2 separate regions of the Homo sapiens genome follow, and region 2 is linked to region 1. Evidence: read pairs that join two places in POLR2A ChIA-PET (ENCODE). Cell type or tissue: PC-9. All regions are shown on one strand. Each heading gives the region's core, and the rest is flanking DNA. Links, peaks and the distances in the headings are about the cores only.

Region 1 (5,713 bases), core at 425-5,424:
CTGGCATTACAGGTGCGCACCACCACGCCCAGCTAATTTTTTGTGTTTTTAATAGAGACGGGGCCTCACCATTTTGGCCAAGCTGGTTGCGATCTCCTGACCTCAAATGATCCACCTGCCTTGGCCCCCCAAAGTGCTGGGATTACAGGTGTGAGCCACCACGCCCAGCCAAGCTGATCATTATTGAGCTGATCAATACTGAGGCCAGATGATGGGTACACAAGGCTCACTTATACTCTTCCCTCTACATTTGCATATGTTTGGAATTTTCCATAATAAAAAGAAGGGGGAAAAAACCCCTTAAAGTCATGCTAACCCTGCAGGACCAGGAAGCAGTGCCCAGTCACCCTGCTGGGACCCAGCTGAGGTTAGGGAAGATGACACAGGACATAAAGTCAGCCCCATTCCTCCCTCACAGCAGGCAAGCTTGGGCAGGCATTTGACCAGGAAGGTTGAATGGGGGTGGAGAGCTAGACATCAAGTTCTGCTCTGTGGGCCTTCTGTGCCCAATCGCATAGCAGTGTGTGAACCACCAAGGCTCCAGGCACCGGGCGCTCCAACCACAGCAGCTCCTGTGCCCCTTTGCTCCCAGAAAAGGCCACATATTATACAATTGCATTTATGCGAAACGTCCAGAATAGGCACATCTATAGATCCAAAATGTGGATTAATGGCTTCCAGTGGATGCCGGGAGGGAGGAAATGGGTAATGACTGCTAAAAGGTATAGGGTTTCCTTTGGGGGCAATCGAAATGTTCTAAAATTGATGGTGATAGTTGCACAACTCTATACTAAAAACCATTGAATGGTGAATTGTATAGTATGTGAATCATATCACAATAAACCTGTTAAAAACACTGAGATGGGACTTTTCACACCTTAGATTGGCAAAATTGATTAAAAGTCTAGGGACACAAATTCATAATTGTTGCTAAAAGTGTGAATGAATGCCATCTTTTTGAAGAGCATTTTGGCAATCTCTACTAGAATTTTTATTTATTTATTTATTTTAGACGGAGTTTTGCTCTTGTCGCCCAGGCTGGAGTGCAATGGCGCGATCTTGGCTCACTGCAACCTCCGCCTCCTGGGTTCAAGCAATTCTCCTGCCTCAGCCTCCCAAGTAGCTGGGACTACAGGCGCAGGCCATCATGCCTGGCTAATTTTTGCATTTTTAGTAGAGGTGGGGTTTCACCGTGTTGGCCAGACTGGTTTTGAACTCCTGATCTCATGTGATCTACCTGCCTCTGCCTCCTAAAGTGCTGGGGTTACAGACGTGAGCCAAGAGCCCCTCCAAGAATTAAAAATGCACATACTCTTTGACCCGGCGCCTCTGCTCGTGCCTAGCCCTGTGGAAATATTTGCAGTATATTCAGGTACCTCGGGGATCTGCTGGCACATTGTAAGAGCAAAGAAACTGGAAATACGGTAAATACACACCCACGGAAAACACAATCGTACAACAGGGTACAGCACAGCCGTTAGAAAGAAGGAGGCGGATTAGCAGCGTGGATGTGAAAAGATCTGCCGAGATGTGTTTTAGGTGAAAAAAATGGCAAGGTCCAAAACAGTGGGCAGAGTGATTTTCTTTTTATAGGTAAAAAATGCTGGCATGCCAATGTCTTCAGGAAGGAAACAAAGAGACATCGTTTCTGGGGAGAGCGACTGTGATGGAAAAAGTTTTAGTTTTCATTTTATAATCCTTTGGTATGGTTTGAATTTTGCAAACGTGGGCATTCGTTAACTTTATTTTAAAAATACCACTGGGATTATCTGTGTGGCAGCATTACGGGCCATTTTCATCTTTATGCTTTTCTGTATTAAAAAAGAAAACCTTTTAAAATATCCTGCGGTCCAGAAAAATGTGTGTTGGTTCTCTGTGTGCATGTGATGAGGTACTGCTGTCGTCCCAGAGGACTCAAATTAAAGCTCATGCCCTCCCTCTCTGGGCCTCAGTTTCCCCTCCTCAGGAGAAGGCAGCAGGATGAGGTAGGGGTGTGAGTGCAGGGGGGTGTTGCTGGCTCTGAGGTCCAGAGGCTGACTCCTTAGTGAGTGTTGGGCAGCTCCCCCTCCTCCTGCTCATCTTGTCCTGGGGCCGGAGGTGAAGGGTGAGAAAGCTGGAGTGGGGAGCAGGGTTGGCTCCTCTGTAACAACAAAATGCAGGGTCTCAGAAGATGCCTGTGGCTGTAGAAGCAGCTGGGGGAAGCCTAAGATCTAAGCCAGGGCTGCAGGGGCCTCTCTGAAGGTTGGTGCACAGAGGCCTCCCTAGACTGCCCTGAGAGCGCCTGAGGCGCGGAGCATGTGTGCGCATGCATGCCGGTGTCTGTGCGTGTTAGTGTGTGGCTTGAAGAGCCTGGGGTGCCTGTGTTTGTGCTCCCACGTGTATTTGTAGGGTTATCTCTCTGTTTCCTGCGTGCGACAGAAGCTGATTTCTTGTTAAGCTCTGGGGCTCCTCTCTTAGTTGGGCTCCTTCCCAGGTCTCTAGTTTTGTATTCACAGTTTTAATCTTTTTTTTTGAGACAGAGTTTCGCTCTTGTCACCCAGGCTGGAGTGCAATGGCGCGATCTCAGCTCACTGCAACCTCCGCCTCCCAGGTTCAAGCGATTCTCCTGCCTCAGCCTCCTGAGTAGCTGGGATTACAGGCAGCTGCCACCAAACACAGCTAAAATTTTTTTTGTATTTTTAGTAGAGACGGTGTTTCACCATGTTGGCCAGGCTGGTCTTGAACTCCTGACCTCGGGTGATCCACCCACCTTGGCCTCCCAAAGTGCTGGGATTACAGGCATGTGCCACCACACCTGGCCTTTGTTTAAAAAGAACTGTCCCTCCCTCATTGTATGAACATCAGGCCTGACAAACCCTGACTCTGTCCTTGGCATATGTATATCTAGATTCACATCTATATCTGTGCCTTCCTTTCATATCTGTGCTCCAGGAACGTCCCTTTCTGGGGAGGGGACACGGCAGTGAAGACACTCAGTGTTTTGGGGTGTCCCAACTTTATCCTGGGACAATCAGGAAGACGGAGACTAGGAGATTGGCAGGGGTAGCCAGGCATGGGGCTGGGTGTGGCAGCACTCACTATAAGGGTGCATCTCTGTCTGTGCCTGTGTGTGCATCTGAATCTGGCACCGTGGGTGTGTGCCTGTAGCTGTGGGCTGTGTCTCCCTTCATCTGTGCAGCTGAGGTAACACCCCAGAGTGTGTGTGCTGGGTTTGTCATTGGCAATGGTGTGGACTAATGAGTTCCCTTGGGGCCAGTCCTGGTAGTTGGAGCAAATGACTTGTTGCCAGGAGCCTAGAGCAGGGAGTGATGATTTCACCCACCCAGGGTGTCCAGATATCCCAGCTGGTCTCCAGAGGCCCTGCTCAACTCATCTGGTTGAGACCAAGACTGGGGCCTCTCACAGGGGCTCTAGCAGTGCAGTGATTTCTCATCCCCTTGGCCATCACCCGGTCACCAGTTTGGTATAGATGGTAGGCAGAGATAGCCAAGAGTGAGTATCAGGTTTCCATGTTGACAGGATATGTGAGTGTCCCAGGTCAACAAGACCTTTGCAGGCAGTACTGGGGACAGGAGGCAGGGTTATTTTTCAAGCCCGCTCACTCCTGTTACAGAGCTGGCTCACGAGGCTGGAGGAATCTCCAAGGTTGCTCAGAACATCAGTGGTCATTCTCTGCTTACCCCCAACCTGCAGACCCACTCACCAGGGTTTCCCACCCTGCTCGGTGCTCCCCGACGAAGTGGACCCTCATGGATGCCATCACAGAGGATTCCTTGATCTTGGGGTTCCAGTTCGATCCAGCCAATGGGAAGTGCCAGCAGGGCATCAGAGGCTGGGAGAAGAGCTAATTTGGGGTATTTTCCCCATGTACCCCTAGTTTTGGCAGTGACTGTGTGGCCTCAAACCTCCTCTCAGGCTTCCCCGTGGCCCATAACTAGCTATTCTCACTGGTTCCAGGAAACCACTCCCTCTCCTGGACCCTTCAGGTTTAGGGGTGAGAGCTCCCTCCCCTCTGTTGCCAACCCCAGGTGCTGCACCATCTCCTGTTGGTCCCCTCAACCTCACCCACATCTCAGGTAAATGGCCTGTTCATTAAACTTTTTTCAGAAATCCCTGTGGAGTGAGACCTCTCTTTCTTGCTGGGGCCCTCCTGGTGCATAGAGTTACATAGAAATACAACTTATATTTCCTTGAGAAAATATATTTTCTTATTTGAATGCAAGCTCCTTCTGGCCTCCGGGACTTTGAACCTGCAGTATCTTCTGGTTGTTTAAGAACTCATCTCTTCACCAATAAAACAAACAAAACATGTTTTACATATTTAGCTGAGCTTGGCACTCATTAAGGGCATAACAAATACTAGCTAGCATTACTGTTATTGTTACCGTTGTGTTAAATGTGTATGAAATCACAGGGTCTTGGAATGGAAATAGAGGTGCTCACTTGAATTGAAAGGGGCATGGTTTTAATGTTGTAATAGGATGTCTCAATCTAATATTAGTTAGTGTTTTGAAATATTGTATCTGTGCCAATAATTCATGTTTGGTGCATTTCTGTAATATCCTTTGCGTGCCTGTATTTTTCTTTTTTTGTGTGACAGTCTTGCTCTTGTTGCCCAGGCTGGAGCGCAGTAGCGTGATCTCAGCTCACTGCAACTTCCGCCCCTGGATTCAAGCTCCTCCTGCCTTGGCCTCCTGAGTAGCTGGGATTACAGGCACCTGCCACCACACCTGGCTAATTTTTGTACTTTTTAGTAGAGATGGGATTTCGCCATGTTGGCCAGGCTGGTCTTGACCTCCTGACCTCAGGTGATCCGCCCATCTTGGCCTCCCAAAGTGCTGGGATTACAGGCGTGAGCCACCGCGCCCAGCCGTGCCTGTATTTTTCAAAAGAAGTGTTATATTTGGGACTTTCTTATTTGTTTTAAGTTGAAATATATTTCAATATTGCATGAAAGGGGAAAAACAGTTAAGTATACAATGTTCAATAAGTCAGTGTCTTGTTTCATTAAATGCCATTTAAAAATAAAATACATATGGTTAAAAAGTGAAAAAATGTATTTCTTCAAAGGGGCCTTCCCTGACCACTGTCCAAATCAGGGACCCCATTATTCTCTCTCTCACAGTCTCAGCCTATGCCTTTCACAGCAGTTACCACATTTTGTAATCACAATTTTCCTTCCTAGGTTAAGGCTTGTCTCTCCCACTAAACTATTAGCTTGACAAAGGCTTTCTGAACTCATCTGCTCTGTGCAGCTGTGTCCCCAGTGCTGTGTCTTAGTGAGCAGACACACTAGGATACTGCAACAAAGAGGCCCCCAAACACAGCAGCGTGCATAACACTTATTTCTTCCCCACGTGATAATGCGGCCGGTTGGCCCAGGCTTTCATGGTGGTTTGAAGGTGTTCACAAGCTCCAGGGCCTCCGCAGACCACTTAACTCTTTAGCTACCAGGACACAATTTTAAAAACCCTTGGCCAGGCATTGTGACTCATGCCTGTAATCCCAACACTTTGGAAGGCCAAGGTGGGAGGATCGCTTGAGCCCAGGAGTTAGACACCAGCCTTAGCAATATAGTGAGGCTGTGTCTCTTAAAAAATAATTTAAAAATTAAAAAAATTTAAAAACCCACTTATTCAGACCAATCCCACTCTCTTTGGCCTCAGCTTCAGGTCCAGGCTGCCCAGATCCTCATTCTCCCAACCAGAGGATC
Region 2 (5,713 bases), core at 511-5,510, 450 kb before region 1:
GAGGGGGCTGGGATCCGCAGAGGGCCTGCTCCTGGCTGGCTGGCTGGTTGGGGCGTGGCCTTAGTCCTTTCAGGGGCTCTCAACAGAATGGGGTAGGGGTCGGGAGGGCAGAGTGCTTCTCTTGGAGCCCAAGGCCCATCCTCCCCAGTTAACCACAGGGGCGCCTGGCAGTTATGGGTGCTAAGAGTGGGTTTGGGACAAACCCAGTGCCAATTATGGTGCCCACACCCACCCCACCACTCTCCTCTCATTGGTGGTGAGGAGGCCACCCGCCAGTGCTCGTGACACCCCTGTGAAGCTACCTGTCTATCACCACTTGACAGCCACAAAGCCTCCCGTAAGGCCCCGCCCCACAGCCCCGTCAGGTGGCCGTGCCATTCAATGAGGAGACTGAGGCACAGAGAGGCCAGTCTGCCAGGCTCTGTGAGGCGGTGCTGCTTCTCCTACAGACCATGTGGGCAAACGGCAGCCAAGAGGGAGCGAGCGAATCACCCTTGGACAGGGCACAGCGGGCCTCCCAGTGCCGAGCCCTCTGCATTCTGTCAACAAGCCCTGAGGTTTCCAAAGTGCCAATACCTGGAAACCTTGGGACAGAAGGGGACTCAGGAAAATCCAGCTGTGGTCACAAGGAAAAGCACACGGAGAGCTCACCAAAGTCCAGGACTCACCCGCTGCCTGGCCCAGCTCCCAAGTCACCCACCCAGGAGGTCTATCCCGGGGTCTGGGGCAGGGGCAGGGGCAGGGGCAGGCAGCCGCTGACTCACTCCAGGGCTGAGCTCTGCCTCTCTCCTTTCCCACAGCCAGCCGGCATCCTCATCCCAAGAGAACACTTTAGCCCTCACTGTCTGCCCTGCTCCCTCAAACCTGCCCAGGCCCAAGACCCGCCATTGAGGCTGAGGCCCAGGGCCCCAGGCACTCTCACCCAGCAGCAGAGACAACTATGGCCACTGTAATTATGGTTTCTTATTACAGTGAGAGTAAACTGTGTGGCTGGGTTTCCCCTTTCCCTTTGGCTGCCAGGAAACTTGGCAATTTTTACCCCAACAGAAGAACCTCAGGACCCTGTATATCTCTGTTCTGTTCTATTTTTCTACCCTAGCTCATGACATCCTATTCTAAATTGTGCTTTTTCCACTCCTGATTCTTTTTTTTAGAGATGAGGTCTTACTGTGTTGCTCAGGCTGGAGTGCAGTGGCTATTCACAGGCATGATCATCACACACTACCCTTGAACTGGGCTCAAGCATTCCTCCTGCCTCAGCCTTCCGAGTAGCTGGGACTAGAGACATGCACCACCATGCCTGGCTTCTGATGTTTTTTATTAACTATTTTGTTGCAGGTATTTTCTGTAAGCTGTCACAAGTATTTTGGGAAGGAAGGAAGAAAGGAAAGAAACAAGGAAAGAAGGAGAAATAGAAGGAAGGCAAAAAGGAAGGAAGGAAGGAATGCTTATAAAGTTTATACACCAGAGAGTGAGGGCAGAAAGAAAGAGGGACAATCTTTCAATCCCTTACCTGTTGCAAATCCACCCCTTTAAATAAAATAATATGCCCTTAGGCGGCATCCAAGTACAAACACATCTTCCAAATAGGTGGCTGCCCCTAAGCCCTTCCATATACAAATTCGGGCCCCGTGTAGTTCCCCTTTACAGATGGGGAGACCCCAGCCTTGCCTGAGATCACAAGGGACCTGGCTTCCTGCGCCCTGGTCTCCCTCCTTCTGGCAGCTGCAGAGGCCGCAGCGATCACAGATGGTGTCCCCTCCCCAGGGGGCCAAGGAGCTCTGCTCCACCCTTTCATTCTCACCATGCAGGCGCCATTCCAGATACCCCCACCACCCCCCACAGCTGTCCAGCTGGGGAGAAAGCTCAACGGCAAGGGTCATCGTATCCAACACTGACTGAATGCTGGCACCGCACCGGGCCCTGATCTTAGTGTGTATTACCTCACTGAATCCTCAAAACAATCCTAAAAGGATCTGCAGATGGGAAACTTTGGCTAGAGGTGAAGCCGCTTCACACCACTAACAATGCCAAAGCCAGCATTAAACCTGGGCAGCCTGGTGTCTGAGTCCGGGCTGAGCCCTCAGCCACTCAGTGACTGACGTTTACGGTCACACGAAGGAATCACTACACCAAGCGCTGAAGGGACGCGTGTGAGCCCCATTTCGCTGGTGGGTAACAGGCTCAGAGATGCTGTGGGGCAGGGCCAGGGTCACACAGCTGTGCCCTGTGCCAGCATGTTATGTAACACATGCTGCACCTGCCCCTGGCGTTCCTTTCCTGAACGTGTGCTCTGGATCCCAGCCGAACGTGTGCTCTGGATCCCAGCCAATCGCAGCACACCCCCTGGTCATTGTTCCACTCTCCTCCTCCCGCTCCACCAGAGACTGAAAGTTGCTCCAGCTCCCTCCATCCCAGCTCCTTCCTGGACCCTGTACAGCCATGCAAACCATCCGGCCCAACAGTCGACAGCCAGGCAGAGCAGCCATGCACGCGTCCCGGTACCTGAGTGTCCTCACAGAGATGCAGTACTTCCACATAAGGCTCCACACGGCACTGCCATACCCCTTCATGCCTGGCTCGGTGGAGGAGCGAGTGGCCAAGGGGCCCACCACCACTGCCCCACCACCCAGAGTCTCCTCCTGGCCAGGGAACGGCTCTCTTCACGGATTTTCAGGTCCCTTCCTTCTTCATGGTAGGAAGAAGAAAGAAAAGCCCCCAAAGTTAGGGAAAAGAGGAGGCACTGGCTGCCACAGGCCACTGCAGGGCTGAGCCACAGGCCCCACTATCCACCGGCCAGCCTCTGTGCCCTGGTCCTGTCTAGCTGCTCCAGACCCTCCTGGCCAAGCGGCCCTCACACACTAGACCCTGTGGCTTCTGCACAACCTTGCGCCTGCCTCCTGCCAGGAGACAGCAGTGGCTGCAGGCCAGGGGAGCAGTGAGTCACTCAGGGCGGGATGGGTGAGGGGCGTCCGCCGGTGAGGAAAAGCTCAGCTGCCGGAGCCCAGGGGCTGGCCCTGCGTCCAGAGGCTGGCCTGGGATGGGAGAGGCGAGCTCAGAGAGAGGGAGGCGGGCGGGGAGGCGAGGGCGGGCCCACATCCTCCCCATTTCCCCAGAGGCTTAAACCCAACTCCCGCCCTGCAGCCCAAAGCCTGCAGCCCGGCCCACCGACCAGCTGGCCAAGATGAGGGTGGAGGAAGGGGCTGCTCTGCCACCTCACTCCTAGAGAAAGCCTGGGGTTGACACAAAGCAAAATAAAGACAAAATCAGGGCTGCTCCTCTGGACAGTGGTTGGCCCTCCAAGGGTCTCCAGCTGGTGAGTGAGACGGTTTCCAGCTCTGGCTGGGCCACTTCTTTGCTGTTTGATGCTGGGCGTGGTCAGCCCCCTCCGGCCTTAGTTTCACCTCAGGCTACTGTGGGCTTGTGGAGCTCTGGGAATTGGCCTAAGCCCTCCTCAGGCCAAGAACTAACTCATCCAGTTCTCCCAATGCCCTTAGAAAGTGGATTTTATGATTAGTGTTGGTTTACATGAGACACAGATAGAGGAAGTCACTTACCCTAGGTCACAGACCTAGGAATTGGTGGAGGTGGGATTTGAACCTTGGCAGTCTGGCTCTAAGAGCCCACGCTGGAGTCAGGGTGTAAGCTGGCTCCTCTCTGTAGGGATGGAGTGGGGTGGGATGAAGGGCTGGAGCCTCTGAGCAGCTGAAGGCCTTGGGGTCTGGGCCCAGGCTGGGTCTGGGGCATTTCCAGACTGAGGCCCCAGCTTGAGCCCCCACCCTGGTCTCCACCAGCTGCTCCCAGGCCCAGCCCAGGCCAGGCAGCTGGGGCTTCCCAGGCAGGGCCCCCAGGGATAATGACTCACGGATCAAGGTCAACACTCACAGATCTACTTTTCCCCACCTACAGCCCCCAGGAAGTCCCCCAGAAGGGCAGGTGCACCCAGCACCTGGCACCCAGCAGGGCCCTGGGCATCATGTATAGTGGGCAGCAGAGCTTCCATTTCACCGGGGGAAACTGAGGCTCAGAGAGGGCCATCACCTGTCTGCAGAAACAGGGAGGGTGGGGCCAGGGCTCCAAAGCCTTGCTCTGTCCCCAGGCCCCACCCCCGGCCTGTGCAGAATGGGAAATCTGTCTCAGATTCCAGCCTGATTCCCACATCAAGGATTAGCAGCTGCAGGCTTCTCCATCCCCTGAGCCAGGAAAGAACTTTTAATCCAAAAACAAGATAGGTTTCTACAAAGGCTGTGGCCTCCCTGGGGGACTCGGAAACCCAAATTCTTCTCCCTGTCATCAGAGGAGGCTTCACAAGCCACCACAGCAGACCTCCACCTGCCACAGGGGCTCCTCCACAGCATGCAGCGGGAGTGGCTGCCCAGCCTCTTCTTGAACACCCCCAATGATGTGAAGCTCACTACCTTTCAAGGCTCCCCATTCCTTGTTTTTTCTTTAAGCTTCCCCATTCCATCATGGAACCCCACTGACCTAAGGAAACTCTCCCTTGGACATTACTTCCCTGTCACTTTTCATACTGGCCTCGGTTCCTTGTGCCACACAGACTAAGGCCTCCATTCAAATGTTTATCTGGCCTGTCCTCCTAGTAGGGGAAGTTTTCACAATGTCTTTTGTGGGTGGAAGTAGCCTCTGCTTACCCGCTTTATCTCTACCCACTGATTCATATATTCACACATCCACACACCTTCCTCTCCAATGAATCATCCATGGATTCATTAATCCATTCACATATCCATCTATCATCTTCCTTCCTATCATCCATTCATTTATCCCCTCATCCACCCATCCATCCATCTGTTCCCTCACCCGCACATACACCCATCCATCACTCCATCCATCCATCCATCCATCCATCCATCCATCCATCCATCCATCCACCCATTTATCCACCCACCCATCCACTCATCCACCCATCTGTCCATCCATCCACCCATCCATCCATCTGTCCATCCATTCACCCATCCACATATCATACGTTGTCTGCATATCATTGTAAATTTGAATTCATTGCAAATGAGCCTTAATTCATCCATCCATCCACCCATCCACCCACCCATCCATCCATCCACCCATCTGTCCATCATCCATCCACCCATCCGTCCATCATCCATCCACCCATCCGTCCATCCATCCACCCATCTATCCATCCATCTACCCCATCTGTCCATCCACCCACCCATCCACCCATCTGTCCATCCATTTGTCCATCCACCCATCCATCCACTCATCGGGGACATGTCACACTCTATCTGTCTTTGCCATCCTCGGGGGCTCATCCTTGAGAACAGGGCACTCCTTACTCATCTTTGACTCCTTTGTCCCTACACAAGCTACTTCCTCTTGCAGAGCCTCAGTTTGTCCCTTTGCAAAACAGGAATAAAAAATCTCTGCCCTCCAGGCTGTGATGAGGAATGAGTGATACCACAACTGTGTGACCCTGGGTATAAGACTTAACCTCTCAACATCACTGTCTGCAGGACAGCATGGCCAGTTCTTGAAGTGAGAGTTCATAATGGTTTCTGAAACAGAGAGTGCACTCAGTAAATACCAGCTGTCACCTAAAAAGCCCCTGGCACTGCCGGGCACGTGTTAGGTGCTCAGTGCTAGTTGCCCTGTAGGACACAAGGAGCCCCAGAAAGAGTGGGGGAAGCGAGGGCAGGTCTGCGTGGAAGCCTTCACCCCCTCAGCCATTCCATCT

What was found. Peaks named below come from ENCODE experiments on the same cell type or tissue, not always from the same donor. Only the 100,000 strongest peaks of a DNase experiment are listed, where the experiment ranks them.
Region 2: POLR2A ChIA-PET joins it to region 1 with 16 read pairs; 4 of 35 experiments call an interaction of 5 or more read pairs at or near these places.

The regions. Positions count from the first base shown.
Region 1 is chr3:13,472,802-13,478,514 of GRCh38, forward strand. HDAC11-AS1 (HDAC11 antisense RNA 1) reads right to left here. Exons shown (of 2, transcript NR_046690.1): 2 at 4,186-4,284. Among named protein-coding and RNA genes, the nearest start is that of HDAC11-AS1, 4.4 kb to the right of the region's middle. In PC-9, for the core only: no CTCF peak of the experiment used is centred there; a DNase peak (open chromatin) is centred at 3,480.
Region 2 is chr3:13,019,528-13,025,240 of GRCh38, forward strand. All of the region lies in intron 1 of IQSEC1 (IQ motif and Sec7 domain ArfGEF 1), which reads right to left. Among named protein-coding and RNA genes, the nearest start is that of IQSEC1, 51 kb to the right of the region's middle. RefSeq lists enhancers at 1-123, 1,810-2,009, 2,260-2,339, 3,240-3,299, 3,820-3,919 and a silencer at 5,542-5,671. In PC-9, for the core only: no CTCF peak of the experiment used is centred there; DNase peaks (open chromatin) are centred at 2,974, 3,414 and 3,844; H3K4me3 peaks cover 2,439 bases; H3K27ac peaks cover 2,856 bases.